3 separate regions of the Mus musculus genome follow, and regions 2 and 3 are each linked to region 1. Evidence: chromatin loops called from intact Hi-C (ENCODE). Cell type or tissue: left cerebral cortex. All regions are shown on one strand.

Region 1 (8,000 bases):
CCCATGACCGTCCATGCCACTGATTTGACCGATTGTCACTTGGCCATCCTCGTCTGTTATCCCTACCTCTAAATTGTCTGTTGTCTTGCAGCCTACCAAAAGAAGACAAGAATATTAACTTCCCTTTACTAAATAAAAACAAGAAATCAATCCTAGTGCAATTGAGTTCTTGATATAATACACAGTAATGGAGGCTCTTTACAGCACAAGTGGTATTTGTGGTACAGCACAAGTCAGATTTTCCTAAGATTTAAGTGAGTCTCCCAGCATCACACACTGGACGTCTTTTACAGGATAGAGGCAAGGAATAAACCTGACTGTGATCAAACTGACACCTATTAAATGCGTACATCAGCATCATTTATTGTCTTGAATTACTACGTTTAATTTTCCACCCCATTTTATAAAATTTCTAAAGTAATCAAAACAATACCTTCTTTATGATATGAAGCACAAAACTCCAATTTTATAAAGTATATTTATAAAGAAAACATTAGTTTGAGACAGGGTCTTACTATTTGGCCCAGGCTGGCCTAGATCTCATAATCCTATTGCCCCAGCCTCCCCAGTAATGAAAGTATGGTTTCTATCACTATTCCTGGCTTTAATAAAACACAAAAAAGCAGGTATTTATATGCTTATTATGTTGCTACTCTAGCTGGCTCTGTGAGCAACTGTATTAAAGCTCTCTTCTCCCAGATCACCCTTTGCATTTATCCTGCAAAAATAACACATACCAGTTGCCTCTATTTCTTTGGTTACCACCAGCTCTGCTATTCCATTCCTCAACAATTGGAGGGGACTCAGGAGGGCGTTTCAAGTATTCCTGGTATTCTTTGTCATCTTTCGTGAATCTGCTTGCAAACATCTCTTCAAAATTTGGAATTTCTTCAGAAGTATCACTCATTTTGAAATTCTGTACAATTTTTAAGATCTGTAAGTATTTAAAAAAATTACACTGACTTAGCTGATGAAAAAATAAGAAGTGAACAATTTAGATGGAGTAGTAACAAAAGTCCCTGTGTATTTTAAACTTAAGATTGTAGGCATTCACTTCAACAGTTCTTGACTACACTACGCTATTGGAGCCTGCAATACTAAAATGAACAATAAATACATGACCATACCTCCCAGAGCCACCAGTCTAGAAGAGACATATATGAGACTGGGGAGAATAGCTTAACTGGTAACATGCTTGTCCTGTAAGACTGTGGACCTGAGTTTGCTCTCCAGCACATGTATGAAAAGCCAGGCCCAGTGGTATAGGCTTAGAATCCCAGTGCTGGGGAAGGAGACATGGGTAGATCCCTGGAACTTGCTGGCTGGCTAGCCAGCCTAGCTAAATGGCAAGCCCCAGGTTTCAGTGAAAGAACCCAGTTCAAAAATCAAGGTACACAGCTCCCGAAGAATGAGCCTGAAGTGGACATCTGGCTTCCACATGCACCCCCACACGCTTACACACATAACAAGAAGCATAAGGGAGACAGATATGATGTAAACATAAAGGGAGAAGCAGAAGACATCAAGAAATAAAATTAGAGAGGTAATCCAGGGACAAATTGTGAAAAATGTTTATCTAATGCAAATACTTTTGTATCTTGATAGGCAATGGGAATTATGTGTGACTTAAGAAGGGAAGATCCAATCTACTGTCCTGTGCAGTAATGCATACCTGTAACCAGGAAGCAGAGACAGGAGGAACTGCAGGCCGACCTGGTTTACAGTTAATTCCAGGCCAGCAAAGGCCATTAACAAAAATAAAAAGAAGATCCAATATACTATTTAGAAGGACTAGGTAGAGACTAGTGAAATTAAACTATAAAGGCAGATTGCTGTTAATATAGATAACACACTGAAAGGTTAATGTGAGGTAGTAACTAAGAGCAATTTTAAAAGAATTCCAGGAAGAAATAGTCACCAACAAGAAGATATGGAAGGAGAAATTCTCAGGCTTCCTGCAAGTGATTACACACATTATAGTGCCACAGGAACTTCTAGAAAGGTAAGAGTACAATGAATTTAAAGAAAGCTATGGCACACATCAAAGTGTCAATTCAGTTAACAGAGAGTAAGAGATGAAGATGAACACGAACAATGTTTTTGGTACACACACAGAAGCCAACTAGAAAAGATTACCATACAAGGTAAGGGACTAAAGAATAGTTGATATTGGCAAACCAGACAATGGCATAAAGAACCAAAAAGAGAACTGGATTCAGATATCAGGTGACTGTTTTATAGTAGTAGGAATTGAAGCAGACCTGCAAATGACTGAGAAATTAACTATAAAATGAGAAATTGGAATTTTAAAGAATCTCGAATAATTGCATCAGTAGCTGTAATCACAGCACTCGGGAGGCTAAAACATAAGAATTTTGAGTTTGAGACCAAATTAGATTATAAAGGAAGACCCTGTCTTTTGCCAGGTGCCTTTGGCACATGCCTTTAATTCCAACATTCCAGAGGCAGTGGCAGGCAGATCTCTAAGTTCAAAGCCCTTCTGGTCTATATAGAATAAGTTCCAGGACAAAAAAAAAAAAAAAAAAAAAAAAAAACCCTCCAGCCCCCACTAGCCCCAATCAAAGGTGAATAAAGAAAAAGGGGAAGCTGGGTACAGCTTCCTAAGTGTATACCTGTAGTTTGGATACTGATATTACTTGAACCCAGGAGTCTGAAGCCAACCCAAGCAACTGGCATTTAGATGCATGGCTATTAAAAGTTATGGGTAACTATTTTATAATTTAATGCAATGTATTATTACTCCAGATACTGTGAGAAATGAGAAACATCTAACAATAATAAGATAGATACTGTCTAATGGATATAAAAAGTATAATCTGGGCTGGTAGATAGAGGTGCTTGTGGCCAAGGCTAAGAACCTTAGTTCAAACTTCAGGTCCCATCTGGCAGAAACAGAGAACAGACTCCCTCCCACAAGTTGTCCTCTGACCTTCACATGTGTACCATGACAAACAAACGCACACACAATGAATGTAATACAGATTTAAAAATAGGAATCTCTAATCTTCTACCTAAGGGAAAAGATTTTGCTTAACTTGCAGGTCTAATTCTCAAGAAACCAGAGAGTTCACTTTTATTCTTCATCTCAGATCTTGAAACTGCAGAATTCTACAGGTAGTTCCCACTTCCCAGGCGTCTGTGATCAAGAACTGCTACTGTTGAGCTTTGCCATCCCCTAGCTTTCCTAACTCAAACTTCGTGTTTCTGCTGAATGCCTCCAAGTTTCTAAACCTGGTAGGGAAAATGGCCCATGTTGTAGACCTACCATTCCTGGGCCTGAGGCAGAAGGATCAACTGAGCCTAGAAGTACAAAACCAGCTTTGGCAAAGAGAAAGGACCAAAACCTATTTTATGATTTGAGGTGTATTTAACATCATGCTAAAAACTTAAAACCACATCTTCCCCGATATCCTCAAGTCATTTTTCCTTTCTAATCACACTTTCAAGGACGCTTTGGATGGGCTACTTAACTGGAAGATAGCTTCTTCATTGTCCTGTCTTTCCTCAAAATAGGTAAAGCATTTATAACAGTACTGCCCTTATTCCAACCAAATTCAACTACAATTGCTCATTAAGTTCAAGAAACAGTACTTGGACATTTTACCTTTCAGGCTACTACTTAACTTCTACCTTATTTATTACACCTCCTTGTGCCTGGTATTGGCAAACTAGTATTAAATACCAAAAACCAAATGAGTTTAGAATAAATCCAACTAGGTTGAGGGTAGTGACACATGCCTTTCATCCCAGCACTTGGGAGGAAGAGTCAGGTGGATTTCTGTGAGTCTGAGGCTAGGCTGGTCTATAGAGTATGTTCCAGGACAGCCAGAGCGATGTAGAGAGACACTGTCTCAAAATAAGACAAGGAAAACTCCCAACTAATTAAAAGTGTCCACAATTCCAAACTACCCACAGAAGCCACTAGAAGAATGCCCCATTCCCAATTAAGACAGACATTCACAAGGCAAGGAAAAGGCACAATTTATTCTATTTTCCCCATACCCTACCACATAGGTATCTTCATACTTATTCATGAGAATGGAATTGAAACAAAACCTTAATGCAAGCTTTACTTAACCCAAGGATTTGAGACAACTATATTGTTTAATGTTTAGGTTGATTAAATATGGGCTGAGGCCAACACTACCAAAAGACAAGAGAATGTGGAAGAGGGAAAAGTCAAGAGGCCTTAACAAAGAACTACAGGCAACCAAGGAATGCGGAGAGCAAGAGAAATAGTCTTCTCAAGGGAAGAGCACACCAACTGGTTCTCTAATGCCATATTTGATTAGCCCCGAAAACACACGCATAAGTAACAATATATGAACTGAGCAGGTTGTATATATCTACATATTACTAAAGAGACTATGAATTTGAAAGAGCTGAGGGGATAAAGGGAGGGTCTAAAGGGAGGAAAGGGAAAAATGTTATTATGATGTAAAAATATACAATACATATGTATAATAATCACATAAAGCACAATTACATAATATATAAAATATAATTATATAATAAACATATAAAAGAAATAATAGAATAAATAATATTAAGAAAATACGGCTGGGGGGAAGGGGGTCTTGGAAGAAACCTCAAAAGATGAGGGAAGTGTCAGAGAGATAGCTCAGTGGTCGAGAGCGCTCACTACCCTTCCGATGGACCACAGATCAGATCGCAGCACCCACGCTGCTCTCAGCTGCCTGTAATATAGCTCCAGGGGAACAGACGCCCTCTTCCGGCCTCTGCGGGCGCCAGCACACGCAACCCGCAGACAGACAGACACACAACCCGCAGACAGACAATTCTTCCCCACCCCGCAAAGGCGTGCGTGGGCAGAGGAGCTGTGCACACACACGTCTCGATCTGAGTGGGCAGGATTAGAGACCCAAGGATCTCAGTCCTAGCAGCCTACGAGGAAACTCGAGCTTCCACGGAGGAACTCGGAGAGGCGACGACCCTCGTCGCCTCGGTCGTCACCAGCTACAAGCTAGGTCAGGCACGGGCAACCAGGGGCCGCGCGCTCTCTGTCGCTGCGGCCGACAGCCTTCCTGGCACTTGGATCCCACCAACCTCCTCACCACATAGAGAACCGCACAGAGCTTTGCCTGCGGTCGGCCGACCCTGGCTCGGCTGCTCTCCAGAGCGGAGCCCCGAGCACGGAGCAGGATGACTGACTAACCACTGCGCATCCCAGCCCGCCAGCCGACGCGCGGCTGACGACGGCCGGGACAAAGCGGCTCCTTCCAGAACTGCCGTCAGGAGCCGAGCTGCGGAGAAAGAGGCTCCGAGGGGCAGCGACCTCCGGCCTCTCGCACTTTCCGGCCCCAGGCCCCCATCACCTCCGCCGCCCCGGGTGGGAGATTCATCCGCCATGTGCGGTACTCACCCTTCATGGGACGCACTGGAGACCTCGGGCGTCCACACCGCCGCACCCCACCCGGCTCTCCAAGGTAAACAAACGCTCAGGAATCCCTCAACCACCCGACTTCCGCTTCCGGAGCGTGTAAGGCGGAGTCTCGTGCCAAGTCTCTCGAGATCTAGAAATCCTCGCTTCCCCCTCCCCCCCCGCCACGCCCCTCACATTCGAACCTTGGCGCGGCCCTAGGGAAGCTCCGCAGGGTCGAGCAAAGTGGCGATGGTGGGCAGTGCGGTCATTCGCAGCCAGTGCCTGGTGACCGTCGGGGAGAGGATATCGTCATGTATAAAATCCCTCGAACTGGCAGTGCCTGGTGCACTGGTACGGGAAGTCTGAGAGTAGGACTAGGAGGGAAGGCTGCTTGTCAATGGAGACCCCAAAGCCGGAGCCCGGGCGGCGGGGCGGAGGAGCAGACGAGACTGCTCTGCTTGGGCGATGCCCACCCGGTTCTTAGCCGGCCTGGGCAGTAAGGCTCCTGCGCACCGTTGTCTATGTGTGTTTGCAGAGACGAACCCACGCCTCCACTGCCCGTATTCCGCTCGCTCCCGAAGTCTCCGCTCTTCTCGGTTGTTTGCAAGTGTGGCAATGCCAGCTGTTGACTAGCCACTTTTCTCAGATTGCTCCCCGGACCTTGCCCTCCTCTTGGGAATACGATCAGCCTGGAAAGTTTAGTGTCAAAATGGGATACCTTAGGGCTGGAGAGGATAAGAACACTTACTGCTCTTCTTGGAGCCCTGAGTTCAATCCCCAGCAACCACATGGTGGCTCACAGCCATCTGTAATGGGATCTGATGCCCTCTTCTGGTGTGTCTGGAAACAACTATAGTGTACTCATAAATAAAATAAAGCTAAAAAAAGAATACCTTTTCTTTCCACGCCCTGGTCAGATGTCTCGTTCTGTTATTTGGTCCTTGTGACTCTGGTTTTCATCCATTCCCATCCCCACTGACTCCTCATCCAAGTTCTCTCTACACTCCCTGAACAGAGCACCGATGCCCTTCTTCCTAAGTCACTGCCCCTCACCAGCATATCACCAGACAACTGCCGTAGTTATAGTCATATTCAAGCACAACTGGGATGCAAGATATTCAATAACTCCTTGCTGCCAAGGCCAACAATCTTAATTTGGATTCAAAATTCTATTTTCTGATATTTCTCTTTCATTCCCTCACAGTAAAGCAGACCAAATGCAGTAGTTCACGAATACTCATTATGTTTTTATAGCTTGCCAGTGTTCCCTTATGCTTAGAATATTGCCACTCCCCTACACACACACACCCCACCACCTCACCACCACCACGACCTCCAGATGTTGACATTGATATTACATCCATTCTCTAAGACTTTACAGGGAATGAGTTTTACTTCTGCTGGGTTCCACAGTACCTTCAGAACTTTATGTGTTAATACCATTTTCTACCTGTTTATACACACCTTTAATTTGTACATCACACTAGTATATAACACCGTACATAACTCAGTACTAGTATATAACTCGGTACCTACTTGTGGGATGAACAGTGGAACTATGTTCTAAACTATCCACGCCATAGTTTAGAAACACCAATGTAACAAAAATAGGCCAGTGCTGATGTGGGGATGCAGGTCACAGAAACAGTCATTACTAAATAGGCGATGGAAGACGAACAGGCGTGGAAAACGGAGACGAATCCACTTCTTCGGGCCTCAGAGTTGGCACTGGAGGACTTTCAGTTCCATTTGATTGAACTAGTTAAGAGCACGAAGTGATAAAGAGCACAGTGGTGATGGACACCCAACCCTAGGGCGGTGGAGGGGGATGATGGGTTCAAGGTCACCCTCAGCTACATGAGACTGTCTTTAAAAAAATTCCCTGGTTTAATAGTTCATCATAAAGTAGCAATGCTATGTGTGATAACCACTGCATAACAGAATTACATGTTTATAAATAGTCTTTTTTCTAATTTATTTATTTTTACTAGGTATTTTCTTCATTTACATTTCCAATGCTATCCCAAAAGTCCCCCATACTCTCCCCCACTCCCCTACCCACCCACTCCCACTTCTTGGCCCTGGCATTCCCTGTACTGAGGCATATAAAGTTTGCACGACCAATGGGCCTCTCTTTCCCCTGATGACCAACTAGGCCATCTTCTGATACATATGCAGCTAGAGACACGAGCTCCGGGGGTACTGGTTAGTTCATATTGTTGTTCCACCTATAGGGTTGCAGACCCCTTTAGCTCCTTGGGTACTTTATCTAGCTCCTCCAATGGGGGCCCTGTGATCCATCCAATCGCTGTCTGTGAGCATCCACTTCTGTGTTTGCTAGGCCCCAGCATAGCCTCACAAGAGACAGCTATATCTGGGTCCTTTCAGCAAAATCTTGCTAGTGTATGCAATGGTGTCAGCGTTTGGTGGCTGATTATGGGATGGATTCCCGGGTATGGCAGTCTCTAGATGGTCCATCCTTTCGTCTCAGCTCCAAACTTTGTCTCTGTAACTCCTTCCATGGGTGTTTTGTTCCCAATTCTAAGAAGGGGCAAAGTGTCCACACTCTGGTCTTTGTTCTTCTTGAGTTTCATGT
Region 2 (8,000 bases), 150 kb after region 1:
GGCAGAGCCACTGTGGTGTGGCCCCACGTCACCACCTTCCTCCGGCACTGACTGCCCACAGAGCTGCCTCTTGTCATTTTTATTTTCCATCCCTATGATGAGTGTGCTGACAGCCAGGGCATCAGGTCAGCTGCTGACTCTGCATGTTCTTGTCTGAGCTCTGGCTGATCCTGCCTGCCGGAGGGATCGATTGCTTCTCCTTTTCCAGCAAAGGATGGAATCTCTCCCTCTGGTCTGAGTGTGTTAGCCAAAGGCAATGCTGAGGTGTGGGCTAGCATTGCCCAGAGCGGGCTCCTCAGGAGGGCGTGGGCCTCCCTCAGAGGAGCTCTTCAGGAACTTGATTCCCAGGCTGGAGGTAGAAGCTGGACTCGGTGTCAGCTGGGACAGATGGTTTAGGTCCTGGGGTTGGTGCAGCTACAGAGAAAGGCCTCATGTCAAAGACTGGCATCGTCTGAGTGTGGCAGTGCGGAGTGTCTGCTTTTGGATGGGATATTGGCTCCACTCCCGCCCTCCACTCTGCACACACATTTTGGTTTCCAAGTAAGCAGTTGATGATGATGTCAGGATACAAAGGCTCTGTTCTATTACTCTGCTTGGTCATCCTTTCTGCGGGCTCAGACCCAGGAAAAGATGCAGTCCTGGAGTTTGCCCATCACTCCACTCACACTGCTCCCCAGCCAGGACCCTTCCATGTGGGGATCAGTTGCTCTTCAGTGACTGAGATATTTTTGGTTTCTCTTTGGTAGTTCCTGTACAGTGAGGCTGCTAAATTCCCTAGTTGGCTCTCTTAAACCCTTGAGATGAAACCAAGTAATTCAGGACATGTCTAAAATGATATAGAAGCCATTCTTGGGAAGAACAGATCAATTCAGGGGACATCTGACCTGTGATGACCCTTAAAGCAAACCCGAATCTACTTGCATGTGGTCCTAAGAGAGATTCGGAAGCCCGGCACATAGGCTGGGTAGGCTGGGCTTCATGACTTACCGGCCCTCTTGGGATTAAGTAAGGACTCTCGAATCTCGGGCAGGCAGGGGCAAACAGGAACTGCATGATGTCTATAGAGTGCTGAATGTTATGGCTTACTTGAAAAGAAATTATAAATGTCATCATGGCAAGCTGGAGCTCAATGGCTAAAGTAGCACTGTGGCCTAACTGTCCCATTCTTAAAGATCGAGGAGCTGGAAGAACAGTGCAGCGAGATAAACAGGGAGAAGGAGAAGAACACACAGCTGAAGAGGAGGATCGAGGAGCTGGAGTCAGAGGTCCGAGACAAGGAGATGGTGAGTAATGAGGTCTGAGCAGGGCCCCGGGTGTCCCTGGCCTAGCATGGCGACCTCTGTGATCTCTGCTCAAAGCAGGACAGGCGACCTAGGACTCTGGCAACTGCCTGGACTTCAGAATGGAGAATCAGGGCTTGCACCACAGTTCAGCTTTCCCAGAGCCCCACAGGCTGCTTGCAGCCTTCTTTTTACAGCATCGAGAGTGAACCCAGGGTGGTGATGGAGCTCAGTAGGTAGAGTGCTTGCCTAGTATTCATAAAGCCCCAGGGTTTGATCCCTGGGACAGTGTGAATCACCATGGTGGCCCATACCTATAATCTCAGAGCTCGTAGAAGCAGGAGGATCAGGAGATCAAAGGCCATCTTCATTAAGGCCAGCCTGGGATACAGGAGGTGCTATCTGGGAAAAAGAAAAGAAAAGATTTCCCAAAAGCCCCAGCCGGTCTCACAGATGACCGGCCTGCAGAAGATGAGTTCTGCTGTCAGGCTCATGCAACTAGACTTTCTGTTCTCAGTCATTTATATTCTGGGAGACAGGAAGTGAAGCGCACAGCACTGAGACATGGGCAAGTCAACAAAACCTCCCCAGGCCTCAGTTTTTACCATGACAAAGCAGCAATTGTAAAACTATGGGCCATTTTACAGTGCGTACAAATTTCATGTGGTGACGTATCATATATTGCATTCACCCGTAGAGTCATACGGTGTGTCAGAATAGCATCCCTCCATTGTTATTCAAGTGAGCAAGACAGGTTCCCAGAGCAGCACCCACTAGTGCATACACAAGTCGGCAATTTTCAAGAGTATGCTTTAAAATCTCTCTCTCTCTCTCTCTCTCCCCCCATCCCTCTCCCCGCTCTCTCTGTGTGTCTTAGGAGTTGAAAGATCTCCGAAAACAGAGTGAAATCATACCTCAGCTCATGTCCGAGTGTGAATATGTCTCTGAGAAGTTAGAGGTAAGGGTGTGCAGTGGTCCTGAGGTCCTGAGGCCTGGCCCGAACTCCTCCATTCCCTCTCGTGTTCACACATGGTCAAGGGTGGGTTTCTGCTTATGAACTGCTAGTAATGGCAGAGCACCGGGGGGTGAAGGGGGGTGCTGCCTCACCAACTTACACAAAGGTTCTGTGCACAGCCAGAGTGTGGGTGATAGTTTCTTACTCACAGGAAACCCCTGCAGAACCACAGCCAGTGAGGAGGGGCACGGAGTCGCCCTGGTGTCCAGACAGGGTCAGGTATAAGCCCACCTTGGCCTCTTCCAGCTCTTGCTAGAGTGCTGACTGTAGATCGGCCTTCCTCGTTACCATCTATAAAGCGAGGGGTTTTCTTCTCCTCCTCCAATGGATTCCTCACTCCAGTCCTCTTGACCTACACAAGGGACACTTTACTGAATTTCACAACCCCGGGACTGCATTGATAACCAGTTTCTGGGCCTATGTTCAAGAAAGTCCTAGTTCTAGCACCACAGAATAAAGCTTTTTCATGGCATTAAGAGTCCTCTCTCACAAAGGACAAGAGGTCATCTAGAAGTTAGGAAAGCAAGCCATGCTCACTGTCTGTCTGTCCTGGCTTTGGTAGGATATAAACGAAAGGACGGGGCCTCCGATTTCTGGTTCTCTTTTGGAACTTCTGTGAAGCCCCCTTGTGCAGGACTCTGCATTCTGCATTTCTGGGGTGCTCAGACCTTCTAATCCTTCTCTAGGGAAAGTACCAGGTGGCCCCCTTTCTGACTTGAGTGGTGAGCGTTTGTCAGGGTTCAGCCGTTTTCATGATGGTTCCATCCGTCACTGCCTTCTAGATCCTTCTCCCTTTTGTCTCATCAGGCGGCCGAAAGAGACAATCAAAACTTGGAAGACAAAGTGCGGTCTCTAAAGACAGACATCGAGGAGAGTAAATACCGACAGCGCCACCTGAAGGGGGAGCTGAAGAGCTTCCTTGAGGTGCTGGATGGAAAGATCGACGACCTCCATGACTTCCGTAGAGGACTCTCCAAGTTAGGCACAGATAACTAGGGCGGGGCGGAGCAAGTGTGTGTGAGAGGTGTGGTAGACGTAGGACATTCTCCATTTGCTTCTGTAAATGCAGGTGCGATCTGTCTGTCTCCAGACCAATTGTGCCGTCCGCTCACTCCTCCAGAATAGGAAATCTCTCGCTTCTCTGGCTTTGTGAGGTCATGGACAGCTGGAAGCTTCTGACTCAGGAATCCAGAACTTGGTCTACCTTAGCCGTTTACGCAGTCAGGGCAGGGATGTTTAGATCTTCCCTTAAGGGCTGTTGTAACCCTATGAACCGGGGATGGGGGAGTATTTTCTAATCCAAGTACCATTATCCTTTACAGCAGGCCCTCGGGTGCCTTCTGCTGCGTGGCATTCAGTGTATGTGACTCTCCAGCAGGTTCTAGACCACGGGCATGTGGAGGGAGCATCTTTTCCCAGTATGCATTTTGTTGCTTTAGCAGATGTGACATGACATTGTCAACCACAAAGTTCACACTCAAAAACTGCACAACTGACTTACTCAAAAAGAAATAATTGTAAAAAAAAAAAAAAAGTTTTAAGTAAATACACTATTTTGGGTTGGAGCACATTCACGGTTACCCTTGGCTGCCTGTGACCTTTGGGCTGTAGGTCAGACATACCTACTTGAAAGGAAACATTTAGTGGAGACCTCTCTAGAGGGAAGATAAACCAGAAGTTTTGGGGTGTGCGTACTGACAGGGAATGACTAGTTCCTGCTAAGACCCATCCTCCCCTGATTTATTGTGATTGCAGCAATGTTCTTGTTTGTTTGTTTGTTTTTTGTTTTGTTTGTTTTTGTTTCTGATTTCAGAGCAGATGCTTAAGCTGTGGGAACAGAATGCAGGGAGGGTGTCTAGCGGAGTCTGGGCACTTAATAGGTGCTTAATAAACATTCGTTCAATTAAACATATAAGCAGAACTTAGTGTTTTAATCAAACCACACAGCAGAGTTCAGACCCTTGTTGAATAACACATCATCTTTGTTGTGCTGAAATAATTCTCAGAAATGAATGCAGTTTGCTGTTCTCAAACCTAGACTTGGCTCTGAGGCACAGACTGTGGCAATGTAATCATCATAGACTACTCTGAGGCCCTCCTGCAGGGACCCCAGCCACGATCCTGGAGGACATTGCCTGTGGGACCTTCCTTCTCTTCCAGGCAGAGGGCCTGGAGTTGGAGACTTTCTGGATACCAGGAGAGCATTGTATAGGAGCTAGCCTGGGCTTAGAAGACAGGCTGGGCTTCCTGTAATAGGTTTGAACAATACAAAGCCATCCTTCACGCCATGAGGATGAGAGCCCCTCAGGTGGCAGCTTAGCCTTAGAGACAGAGATGCTCCTCCCAGGTCTGCCTTCCCTTTCCCAGTTCCTGCTAAGGAAGGGCCTGCAGCCAAAAAGCTCTCTGCTCACAGAGAACTTCTTAAAGGAACCATTGGACTTTCAGGTCCACAGGCATTCCTCTTTAGGAGAGTTTGCACACAGGAGGCAAGGTTTGTTAACCCTGACCCCCAACACTTCAGAATGCCTTGAGCAAGGGAAACGTTGGTTCCCTACCCATCTGAGAACCCTCTAGATGTATCCACATGGGATCAGAAATTCTTCCTCTTGAATGAGAAAACAGCCTGAGGACAGGGCTAGGGTCGGCACGTTTAAGACCCAGGCCCTGTGGCGACTTCCAAGTCCTCATCTTTCCTTGCAGTGGCTGATGAGTCACTCTGAGCAAGGAATTCGATCGGGACAAAAAAAAAGGAAGGAAGGCTGGTGATGTGGAAGGCTGAGTTCTGTTAGGGGGTGACCCCATCAATTTGGGATGCTTTATACAACAGAGTGGTCACCTCTGATGTAATTCAGCCAGGGTGCTGCCGTTCCCCACAGCTCCCAATAGTTCTCAAGTCAGTAGCAGCTGCTACTGGTGCACCAAGAGAACATAGACTGGGTTAGCTATGGCCCAGCATGGGCTAAGGGGAATTCTTCTTAGGCCACCCCAGCCCCTTTGCCTACCAACAGCCTGGACACATGGCTCCCAAGAGCAGTGGACACTGGGGCTGTCAGCTCAGGCTTCAGATGAGCTTCCATTATCAGGTAGAAGGAGCGCTCTCGGCTGGCTGGAGTATGATCTGGTGACATGACCATATGAGGACACTTGCTAAGGCTACTGAACTGGAAGTGTAGAAAGTTCTAGAAGTTATGAGCCCAGTGGGCTGGCTGTAAGGTTGAGACCCATGACCCCTGTTGTTAGCACTGGGGGCGTGGGGGGGTTAGCAAGTTTCTAATAGCCAGTAGGTGGGGGAAATAGTTTTTGTACTCTTGGATTCAAGCAGCCCCCAAACTGTCACAACCCATGATCCTAAGACACTAGGACGCCCCTGAAGAGTGATTTAGGCTCCACAGCTAAAGCCCCAAGCAAGCACGGAACCTCCCTTTCATCTGCTTCCTCTAAAGACATCATGATTCTTCATTTTCTTTCTTTTTAAGAACAGTCATGGCCCAGGAATGGCCTGGAAGGTCAACAGTAGGCTAGCCCTGTCTGTAGCCTCTGGCACTGTAAAAGGCAGACTCTGTACGGCGCAAACGACCCACTAAAATTGTTCCGTATCCACTCACACTAGTGGGACATACCTCCATTTTTTCTGATGTCCAGCCCAGTCTTAGGACTGTTGTCGTGGCCTCAAATCCCATACAGATGGTGTGAGCTGTTTTCCCCCAGCAATTACGGCCACAGAGTGCTGCCTGCAGAGCCTGGAGTCAGATGAGCTCTGGCCTTGGCATCTCTGAGACTAGCAGTCTGCACCTTGCTTAGCTTGCATTCTGCAGCCATCCACATGGAACCTAAAAGAGGCCAAGAAAACCTCAGAGCCCTTTAGCCGTGATCCGCATGCATTTCTGACATGAGCTGGGGTAGGGTGGTGCCTAGGAATGAGAGACCGCTGGAAGGAAGGATTGGGAGAGAAGAAACAGCCCGTGCTTGACCTCTGATCATCTCCTTCCATTGCTTCTCCCCAAGAGCTGTCACTTTAGACCTTAATTGGGTGAGAGAACTTGGCAGAGATTATCAACAGGAAGTGGAGGCAGAGTAGCCCAGAGTAACCCAGCTGTGGCCAGCAGCGTGGGCTCTTGGGTCTCCTGGACCTTGATCCGCTGCTCTCCTATGAGCCATATTGTCACTCTCCCTTTGGTGTCCCTTAGGTGCCAAGAAGAAATAAATACTCCTCTGCCCTACTAAAAGCATGTTGCAACTATATTAATTGGAGTGTGTGTCCACAGCAAGGAATAGCCGACAGGGACACGGCAGAACTGTCCACCATACACAGTAAAGTCTGTTTCCTTTGAATGATTCTGCTCTGTAGGGATCTCTTCAATGATCTCTGTGCTTGGTGAGGCCAGTTTGGTGGAACACTGTCTGGCTTTGAATTCTTTGCTGATGACTTTAATGAAGGTCCACTCACGTTTTTAAAGAGGGGAGGAGGCCTTTGATGGCAGAGACATAAACAGGAACAGAACAGACGAGCCACAGTTGGGGAGGTGCAGACTCATCCAGTGCCTAGAGCAGTTTGCATGCATGCCTGGCTGTCCACAGAGGGAACTAGCTGCTCTCCAGCCTGCTTGCTCCACAGACATAGCCTTAAGCAGCATGATGGCAGGTGCAGGTACTGCATTTGATATGAGTGTGAGAGAGCTCACATGCAGCCCAAAAGCATCACAAGCAAGCCCGTTTGACAGGGGCTCTTTCTATAGCCAAGACCCCTGCAGACACCAGTGGCGACTGTGAATGAGACCCAACTTAGACCTCACGTGCAGCCAGGTGCGTGCTTGGAAACTGGGCGGTCTGGGAGGAGCTCAAGCGATGCTGCCCTTCAGGGAGCACCAGCCACTGCTCTTTACTGGTAACTGAAGTGGGTCACTAGAAGTTACACTCACTCAATTCTTGGGAACATCACTGGATTTTGAAGCACTTGCAACATAAGGCAGAAGCTTTCAATTCAATGTCCATACATATCTTGAATGATAGCCATGACCTAAATAGACCGTGACTTCTGAATACATGGCTTCCCTCAAAGAAACAGACTGTATTCTGGGGACAGTGGGTGTGACGGCATGGAGGTGGGTCCCTACATAGAAGTGTGAGCTATTTACATGTCTTTTTCTTACAACTTTCTAAAGAATATAAATCCCTCTTTAAAAACAAGCCTGGCAAGAAGGTGACTTTGGTAGGAATTTTGAGCTGTATGAAATGTTCGTGTGTGTGTGTGTGTGTGTGTGTGTGTGTGTGTGCACATGTGCATGGGCACTGGAGGGGAGGAAGCATCAGGAAAAACCAGAGAAACAATTAGGAGGAATTCAATTATAACTTCATAACCAGGAGTCATTGAATATTTCTGGTGGTGATAGTGAATGTTCTGGAATCTGCTTACAGGACTTTGTGGGGCTTTGGGTTTGTGTGAACTTGTACAGTTCTCTTTGACAGTGTAGCACTTGCTGTGGAGTGGCCTCTGAGTCACAGGGACCCCTGCAGAGGCCCACGTGGACCACAGCGGAGTCCAGGCTTGCCTGCTCTATCAGAAAGGCAGCAGGACTGATACCTCGCAGATGTTAGGGACACGTTGATGCCTCTCTGTCCTGTACCAGTTTTGATAAGAAGGCCTGACTGTCACTCCATTGTGACAGTGAATGTGACAGCAGGAAGATGTTTCTTACATCTCCACA
Region 3 (8,000 bases), 58 kb after region 1:
TTTTTCTTCAGAAAAAGAATATCCCTAGGAGTAGGGATATCAACCGAACACAGCAAAGCAAGGTAAAATAGGACTGAGCACAAACCCTTATATCAAGGCTGGATGAGGCAACCCAGTAGGAGGATAAGGGTCCCAAGAGCAGGCAAAAGACACCCCCCCACACACTGTTAGGAGTCCTACAAGAACACCAAGCTACACAATTATAACATATATGCAGAGACCCTAGTTCAGACTCATACAGGATCTGATTGTCCCTTCAGTGTCTGTGAGCTCCATGAACCTTGCTTAGTTGATTCTGTGGGCTGTGTTCTCCTGATATCTTTGACCCTTCTGGCTCCCACAATCCTTTCTCCCTGTCTTCTTATGGGGTTCCCCTGGCTCTGCCTAGTGTTTGGCTGTAATTCTTCTGTTTCTTTTCTTTTCTTTTTCTTTTTTTAAGATTTATTTAGTTTTATGTATGTGAGTACACTGTAGCTGTACTGATGATGGTTGTGAGCCATCATGTGGCTGCTGGAATTTGAATTCAGTTGAGCCTGCTCAACTCTGTATTTATTATTATATCTAAGTACACTGTAGCTGTCTTTAGACAGTACCAGAAGAGTGTGTCAGATCTCATTATCAGATGATTGTAAGCCACCATGTGGTTGCTGAGATTTGAACTCAGGAACGTCAGAAGAGCAGTCAGAGCTCTTAATGGTTGAGCCATCTCTCTAGCCCCAATTCTTCTGTTTCTAATTTTACTTCTCTCCTATCTGTTCTCTCCTGCATGCTCACTAGGTGTCCTTGCTTCCTCAGAGGCTCTCCAGGTAAATCTTGCCCCAGCCTTTCCTGCCTGAGGCAAAACCTCTTCCCTTCTCCAGGACTAGTTCATCTATTAGGCTCAGATCACACTCTCCCCTGTTTTCTCCAAGACCACGGTCTTTCTTTCTCAGCTTTGTCCTCACCACCGGCACCTTTTATACCCAGCTAACTGGCCTATGTAGACTCTCTCTAGCCTGGCCTTAGCCACGGGCACAGAGTCTCTTCCTTTCAGCCTTCTCCATTGTCAACTAGGGTATTGATCACAGGGAGGAGTGATGCTCCACAGTAAGTGTTTGCCAGCAAGACCTCTAACTGGGAAGTGAATGCCCATCTCTTGGGAAGAGTCCAAGATGATGAGAGAGTGCAGTGAAGATGACTCGAGAAAATGAGACGGAGTAGGGAGCCATCAGAGAGAACTGCCCGGGAAGCCTTGGGTTGAAGGAGAGGAGAAGAGTAGCAGAGTCCACTTTCTCCACACCCCTCTTCCTAGAGTAGCTTGGAGAAGGTGAAGAAAGCACATCCCTTCCCAGACCTTGAGTTTGATCCACCCTTCCTCTCTCTCTTCCCTCAGAGCCTTCTACACAGAGGACAGCCAATTTAACCACAGAGCACTGGCTGCGATTCACCACCCCACCTGCTTGGCCTCATTGCATCCTGCCAAGGTGATGTGGGTGCACCCTGTCTATCTGAGGAGCAAAGAGATGGACCTCCCAGCCAGGGCTTGAACACCACTGGGCTCCTTTGCTCAGAGTCTTGTTTTCCATACCCCTAACACACATTTGCTGGCTCCTGCTTTTGATCCTCCTACTTCTGGCTTCTTTCTGGGACTTTACCAGTGACCCCTTCCCTTCAGCACCTTGGCACAGCCCTGGTCTTTGGAATTCAGCTTGTGTTAGAAGAACTTCCTCTGGGGCTGACTGTTCATTAGTCTTGGCTCTAAACAGAGTCACCTGTGTGCACAGATCCTGACCAATTTTGTATAGATAGGGCTTGGTCTGTTTACTTATTCATTCAACAAATATTGGTGGAAGACTTTGAATTCCCATTGTAGGTAGTAGAGGTTACAATTATGGGCAAAAAGCCACATCTTTCTAAGAGTTTGCAGGTGTGTCTGGAATATTAAACCAATAATTTTACACGAGATACTACTAACAGTAAGTGCAAGGAAGAAAAATGGACCGGAACAATGCCATCCACGGCCTTCGGTTAAGCCCCTAAGGGACGCGACAGTGTAACAGTGATCTGAAGCACATGTAGGAATGAAGGGGAAAAAAATCTTCCCAGACAGAAAGAAGAGCACGTGGGTAGGCTGAGAGAATGGCCAGCTGGCTGGAGTGCGGCGAGCAAGGGCAAAGTGAGAGGGCTGGAGGTGGTAGTGGACTGGCCAGGCTCATCCCAAGGACAGTGGGAGGGGAGCCTCAGATCAACTTGTATTTCAGAAATTACTGACCACCGTTTAGAAATGGGGTGGGTGCTCTTGTGAGGTGAAGGAGCTAGGTAGCTAGTCACAGTGGCCTGAAGGGAAATGAGGGCAGGGGCACGGTGGTGGCCCTATTCCAGTTGCTTGTCCTTGCCTTCTCCTCCCAGTCCCTGTCTGTCCAGAGATGCCAGGCTTGTGTGGGCAATGTGTGCTCAGCCGAAGACAATCCCGTGGAAGGCCCAGTGTGGGGTGATGGTTAGGTTGGCTCCAGTGCTGGCCTTTGGTAGGGAATCATAGCCAAGCTTAAGGAAGCCTCTCAAATTTTGCCAACTCGCTATGCTGAGGGTGTGCGTTTCTGTCTTTACCCAGGGAAGAGTTCAGGGAACCTGCTTTGGGCTACAGAATCCTCCTTGCCATCTTACCCTCCAGGATTTTAAGGCCACTCAGCCAGACAGGTGGGCAGGAAGACGAAGGTGGGCATTAAATGGGGTGGGGAGCAAATCGTGGTCCTGCCCATCTCAGACTCTGGAGACGTGAGATCTAATCTGAGACTGTGACCTTGGTCACATCATTTCTCCTCCCTGGGGGGCTTCGGTTCCCTCATCTGCAAACTAAAGGTGGCCAAAAAGTCCCTGCCAGCTGCGACTTCAAGTCCAGCAGGTGGGACATCCCGTCCGAGGCGCGGCGCCAAGCTTGGCAGGGCGCGCGGGTGCGGGGTCGACACAGGAGAGGAGGGGGCTGCTGGAAGAAGCGGCGACTGCGCGGCAGCGCGGGGGACGCTGCACACGCTGCCGCGCCCCCAGCTCCAGGCGGGCGGCGGCGGCCCGGGGGCCACGAGGTTACGTAAGGAGCGGGCGGGAGGGACCGGCGGCTCCGCCCGAGCGCGGCCGCCCAGCCCCCGGCCGCCCAGCCCCCGCCCTCCCGCCCGCCCGCGCCTGGCGGCGGCCCCGACACCGGCAGAGCAGCCGCGCAGCCGGCGGAATGGAACGGCGCCGGGGCTGAGCCGGGCGCACTCGGGCCGCCGCATGTGCCGCGCGGGGAGCAGCTGCCGAGCGGGCGGAGAGCGAACGCCAGGGGCCCCGTCGGAGCGGCCGCACGAGCAGCGCCGGAGATGGGGTGAGTGAGCTCGCGGAGCGCCCGCGAGGGGCTACGGGCCGCCGGTCGCGTGCTGCGGCGGGAGCTCGGGGCGCCCCCGGCCTGGGCGCGGACTTTGCGCCTGGAGCCCACGGCCCTTCCCGTCTCAGCCAGCCGGGCGCGGAGACACCTGGCGGGGACCCGCACCCGGGCTGGTCTCGGCGCCTCGGCCATTCCGCGGTCTCCTTGCCCCTAGCGCGAGCAACTCCAGGGCCTGGGTTTGTGAGTGTGAAAAGCAGTTTGCCTTTCTTCACGGCTGCATTTACAGCCAGCGACATAGAAATCGAAGTTTTCCTGGAAAGGAAACACACCCAATAATAACCCTTCAGCGTAGGAATAGTGGACTTGTAGGCAGCGTTGAGATGCGACAATCTGTTAGGCACCTAGGTGAGGCTCCAGATGCTTGGGAGGGAAGTTGGAGCACTCAGTTGAAGTGACTAATGCTCCTGAGTATATAAAGTAATTTTAAAAGCAGGATTGATTTCTCTTCGGCGTCTCTCCGAGCAGTAGGCGCTGTGAGTCAGGAGCCACTGTGCTAATAACACAGTAACTCTTTACATCTGCTCGCCGATGTGAGCGCACACTCATGGTGTTTCAGTCTCTATGCGAGATATGGTTTGTGTGCTTGCTCTCCACAAGAGGAAACTGAGGCCGGTTTAGTTGGGAGACTTCTCCCAGCTTGAACAGCTGATACATTTGTAAAAGGGGAATACTTAGTGTGTGGTTGCTCACCGGCAGAAGCTAGGCCACTGCCTGACTGGCCATGAGGATGGTTAAGGACATCAGAGGTCTGTCTTCTGCTGCTGAGCCCAGTGTTCTTCAAACAGCCTTTCATGGGGCCCAGAGGCCTCTGCTGTGTAGGTGGTCTAGAGAACTAGCTTCCCTTTGGGGATGGGTGCCATGGGAAGAGTCATGATCGCCCTGGTGGCCCCACCAGCCCCTATGGGGCAGTGGCTTTACTGTGCTTAGCTCCAGACAAGCCTCAGGAGTGGCTTTCTCCGTGGAGCTGGTAGAGTTTTGGAGGGAGCAGAGGCAAGCAAGGTAGAGCTCCGGGTAGGAGAGCAGATGGCTGTGGACGCCAAGATGGAACAAGGGGGACAGAGGGCCCATCGGAAGTTTGCTTAGGAATATTGATGCCTATCCAAGAGACTTATGTTGGACGACTGGGAGGCCAGAGATAGACAGTCATCCTACCCAGAAGGCAGATTTTTGTAACATTTTCAGCCATCTCTCAGCAGATATGAAAGAACTCATCTTTGAGCAGAAGGAATCTTTGAGACGCTCAGGTTTCATAGTTAAAAAACAAAAGCTTTGGGAAGGAGTTGGCACACGTGGAAGGTAAAAGGACCTGGTGATTTTAACTCTTCCTCTGCCCCTCCCCCTCGGGTGACACAAAACCAGTGAGCCTACTTGCAAATCAGAAACAAATACTGAAACTCTGGGGTTAAAATAGGTCTGTGGGAATGAAAACATTTACTCATAAAAGCTCAAAGAAAATTCCAGAAAATAATTTTTGTTTGTGTAAAAGCAGGGAGGAGTAGCTTGGGCATTTTGTTTAAACGCAGCACATGTCTTTCATGTCATTTTAACATCACTCAATAAATGGGTATTACTCACTTCTTGTAGCGAATGGCTGGTTTGTAGCTCTTACCTCTCCCTGCCATTTTACCATATATTTTCTTCTGTAGTTTATGTGACTGTACAAGCCATGGTTATAAACTGAGATGGGGCTAAAGGCTGGATAAATAGTTTAGACGGAGGAGGTGGATGGAGGGAGCCATTTTAATAAAAGATAGAACCACTGCCATCCTTTCTGGGAGTTGTACAGGATGAGCATGGGAGGGAAGCACCAACAAGAAGCAGCCTGTGGCAGACCTGGCTAGAGTTTTGTCAGACCTCCTCAGGGCTCTGCAGTGTAGACAGATGAGACATGGGTTTAAGGAAATAAAAACCAACTGCCTGAGTGGTTTCCTTTCTTTGGTGAGGCTCTATTCCCCCTTAGGTGTCTACTGCCCTTTTCCTTCTGCGAAGTGTTCTGCATTAAGTATGTGCTATCTCCAGTGTTTGCTCCCGTTCCCTCCCTGAGGCAGCTGTTTTCAACTGGCTCCTTTCAGATGTTGCTCGCCCTTTTTGTCCATGCTTCTGGCTCCTCTTTCTTGGACCAAGTGGCAGTTACAGACCAAAGGAACCTCTCCCTCCATCTTCCTGCCCTTCCTACAGCAAGAAGGAAGCTTATAGTAAGAATTTTGGTTTCTTTACAAAACACAGAAATATTGTAAGAATGTTTTCGTTTTAATCCCAGGTGTGGGATACGGGGCTCCTTCAGACTGTCCACAGCAGCTGATTGTGATTTGCCTTGTCCTCTGGCAGGGGTGTGATTTTGCCTGCAGTAGATAGTCTCTGCGATTGTCTGACTATTGGCATTTTGGGGACTTTTCAGAGGGTATAAATGCTAGAGCCCCAAGAGGGTGTGGGTTGTTGGTTGGTAGCAGGTTGTTAAGTAGTCATGTGCAAAGAAGAAACATCAAGAGGAAATTAGATATTCTGGTGGTGAAGATCAAACTTGCCCCCAAGGAACTTGATGTCCCTAACCATTAGGAAATAGTCTAACAATAATGTTACCCGCTTTCCCCTCCATCCTTTTTTCTCTCCTATCTAGTGTTAGGAGGTTGAAAGGTGGAAAAAGAATGGAGAAGGATGGAAGAAAGAAGAACCCACAAAGTAGCCAAAGTCGGATATATTAGCTGTTACTCTTTCCTGCCTGTTTGTTGATGGCCCGACAGCTCTCTACTGATGTAGACTCTGCCCAGACCCTTTCACCTTCTGGGAAGATTGCTTTCTTTCTTTCTTATCTTCCCCTCAGCATCAGGTCAGAAGCACACTCTAGCTCGGCACTGTCCCATAGAACTCTCTGCAGCACTGGGAATGTGCTGTAGCCTTAAGGTCAGTTATCAGCCACTTGAGGCTACGGGGCACTTTAATGCACCTACTGTGACTCAGGGTGTGACTTGAGTAGCAGCGTGTAGCTAGTGGCTGTTCCGCTTCCTGATCCTGCATACCTGTCCTGCTTCTGGTCCATCTCCTTGTCCCTCTGACAACATCTCACAGATAGTGCATTTGTCCTCCATACTCTAGTCTGGCCTCTGCCTTCACCCCAGCATAGTAGCTTCTAGATGCCAGCCCCTCTCTTCTCCCACCCCTCCTCGGTGTTCCTCACTGGAGGCCTGCCCTTCTCCTTGCGAGCTCCCCTCTTAGCCCCTCTCAGCTCCTCTGACATCACACCCATCTGCCTTTCCTTTCCCTTGGTTCTGAGGCTCAGTGTTCCCACTGGTTGCTCCATTGTCTGACTCCCAGTGGTGGCTATGCTCAGGAGCTGCTCCTGGTCCCCTTTCTGGGTCACCACTCTTTTTCCAGGTCATGTTATCCAATTCCTCAACTTACCCTCATCACCAACAGGGCTTTAAACATCACTGCCTATATATCATCAACCCTACATTTTTATTTCTGAGAAAGGCCTGTGCTTCTAGTTCGTCCATCTCTGGGGTTCTTGCTGTTGCTGCCGGAGTTCACCTTCCCTCTGTCATCCCACCCAGTCAGTGGCCCCACTGCCCTTCTGATAATTTGCCAAGAGTCATACCTGGTTCTCCCCACCTCCCTACCCACCTCCACCCCCTCCCGCCTCCCCAATCCCATATCTAGGCTGTCATTGGCCCTGTGAGTTCTACTTCTCAAATAGGTCTGGAGCATGCTCACTCCACACAGTAACCACAGTGCTGGCTCTAGTCCTGCCCATCACTGCCTTCCTCTTGGAAAAATAAACTTTTCAACCCACCCCCAGCTTCCACACTGGGTTACTGCCAGTCTAGTCTTTTCCTAGGAGCCAAGTGACTAGCTTTTAAGATTGCAAATCAGATCTTGTCACTCTCCTGTCTCAACACTCTTCATGGGACAAAGGCTCGGGCTTCTTTCTACCTTATCTCCAGTGTCACCAGTCACTCTGCAGGGCCACCTACCACATTCTGAAGATTCCTGGCCTCCTTTATGGAGGACCCCTTCGTCCCACCTCTCCCCACCTTTCCTAAGGTCCACTTTCTTCCTTTCTACATCAGTACAAGAGCACATCCTAGCTCAGCACTATCTGATAGAATTCTCTGCAGTACTGGGAATGTGTTCATCCATATTCCTGGGGCCTTGGATGCCTGAAATCCTTGTACCCTGGCTTTGCAGACATCTTCTGCCCTCCTTCATACACTGACATCAGGATCAGTCTTTCCGGCCACCACCCCAAGAGGACTGCTTCCCAGGACTCTCAGAGCCCCGCCTGTGTAGACTGCAGGCCCTTGCCATAGCACAGCTGTGATTACCTGGGCTTTGTTGACTTGTTTATACTCCATCATCCTTAACTATTCCAGGAAGATGGGACCCACCTTTTCACCATTGCACCCCAACTCGTGGCACAGTTTCCTCACAGGCCTGCCATACATATTTTCTGATTGGGTTACTATCTGCATGGTGGGAGCCTTGCTCAGGTGCCAGGAGGAAAAGGGTGATGTTTTTTGGACCTTCTATATGATTTCCTTAAGTGGGGAGTCACAGGGCCAAGAGAGAGGGATGGTTTGGATGCAGTTTTGTTTTAATGCTAAGC

Evidence for each region. Hi-C counts contacts between places; a loop is a spot of excess contacts. Peaks named below come from ENCODE experiments on the same cell type or tissue, not always from the same donor. Only the 100,000 strongest peaks of a DNase experiment are listed, where the experiment ranks them.
Region 2: it touches region 1 in a loop (2.1-fold over the local background); 4 of 42 quality-filtered maps call a loop at or near these places.
Region 3: it touches region 1 in a loop (3-fold over the local background); 2 of 42 quality-filtered maps call a loop at or near these places.

The regions. Positions count from the first base shown.
Region 1 is chr7:81,760,461-81,768,460 of GRCm38, reverse strand. Ramac (RNA guanine-7 methyltransferase activating subunit) reads right to left here and starts at 5,508. Exons shown (of 3, transcript NM_025997.2): 1 at 5,405-5,508; 2 at 738-934; 3 at 1-92. The coding sequence starts at 907. In left cerebral cortex, CTCF peaks have their summits at 4,759 (motif pointing left) and 6,233 (motif pointing left); DNase peaks (open chromatin) are centred at 4,840, 5,113, 5,525 and 5,942; H3K4me3 peaks cover 1,795 bases; H3K27ac peaks cover 1,378 bases.
Region 2 is chr7:81,605,544-81,613,543 of GRCm38, reverse strand. It overlaps Homer2 (homer scaffolding protein 2), which reads left to right. Exons shown (of 9, transcript NM_001164086.1): 7 at 1,173-1,283; 8 at 2,158-2,238; 9 at 3,103-8,000. The coding sequence ends at 3,291. Gm44570 (a long non-coding RNA gene) reads right to left here and starts at 3,418. Exons shown (of 2, transcript XR_001778192.1): 1 at 2,991-3,418; 2 at 65-2,647. Gm51279 (predicted gene, 51279) reads left to right here and starts at 176; the gene lies at 176-238. In left cerebral cortex, CTCF peaks have their summits at 3,178 (motif pointing right) and 6,902; DNase peaks (open chromatin) are centred at 3,220, 6,934 and 7,273.
Region 3 is chr7:81,702,096-81,710,095 of GRCm38, reverse strand. Homer2 (homer scaffolding protein 2) reads left to right here and starts at 3,171. Exons shown (of 9, transcript NM_001164086.1): 1 at 3,171-3,337. The coding sequence starts at 3,333. Gm32579 (a long non-coding RNA gene) reads left to right here. Exons shown (of 2, transcript XR_391652.2): 2 at 1,373-1,944. In left cerebral cortex, CTCF peaks have their summits at 3,314 and 3,530; DNase peaks (open chromatin) are centred at 2,937, 3,312, 3,778 and 7,174; H3K4me3 peaks cover 2,219 bases; H3K27ac peaks cover 1,756 bases.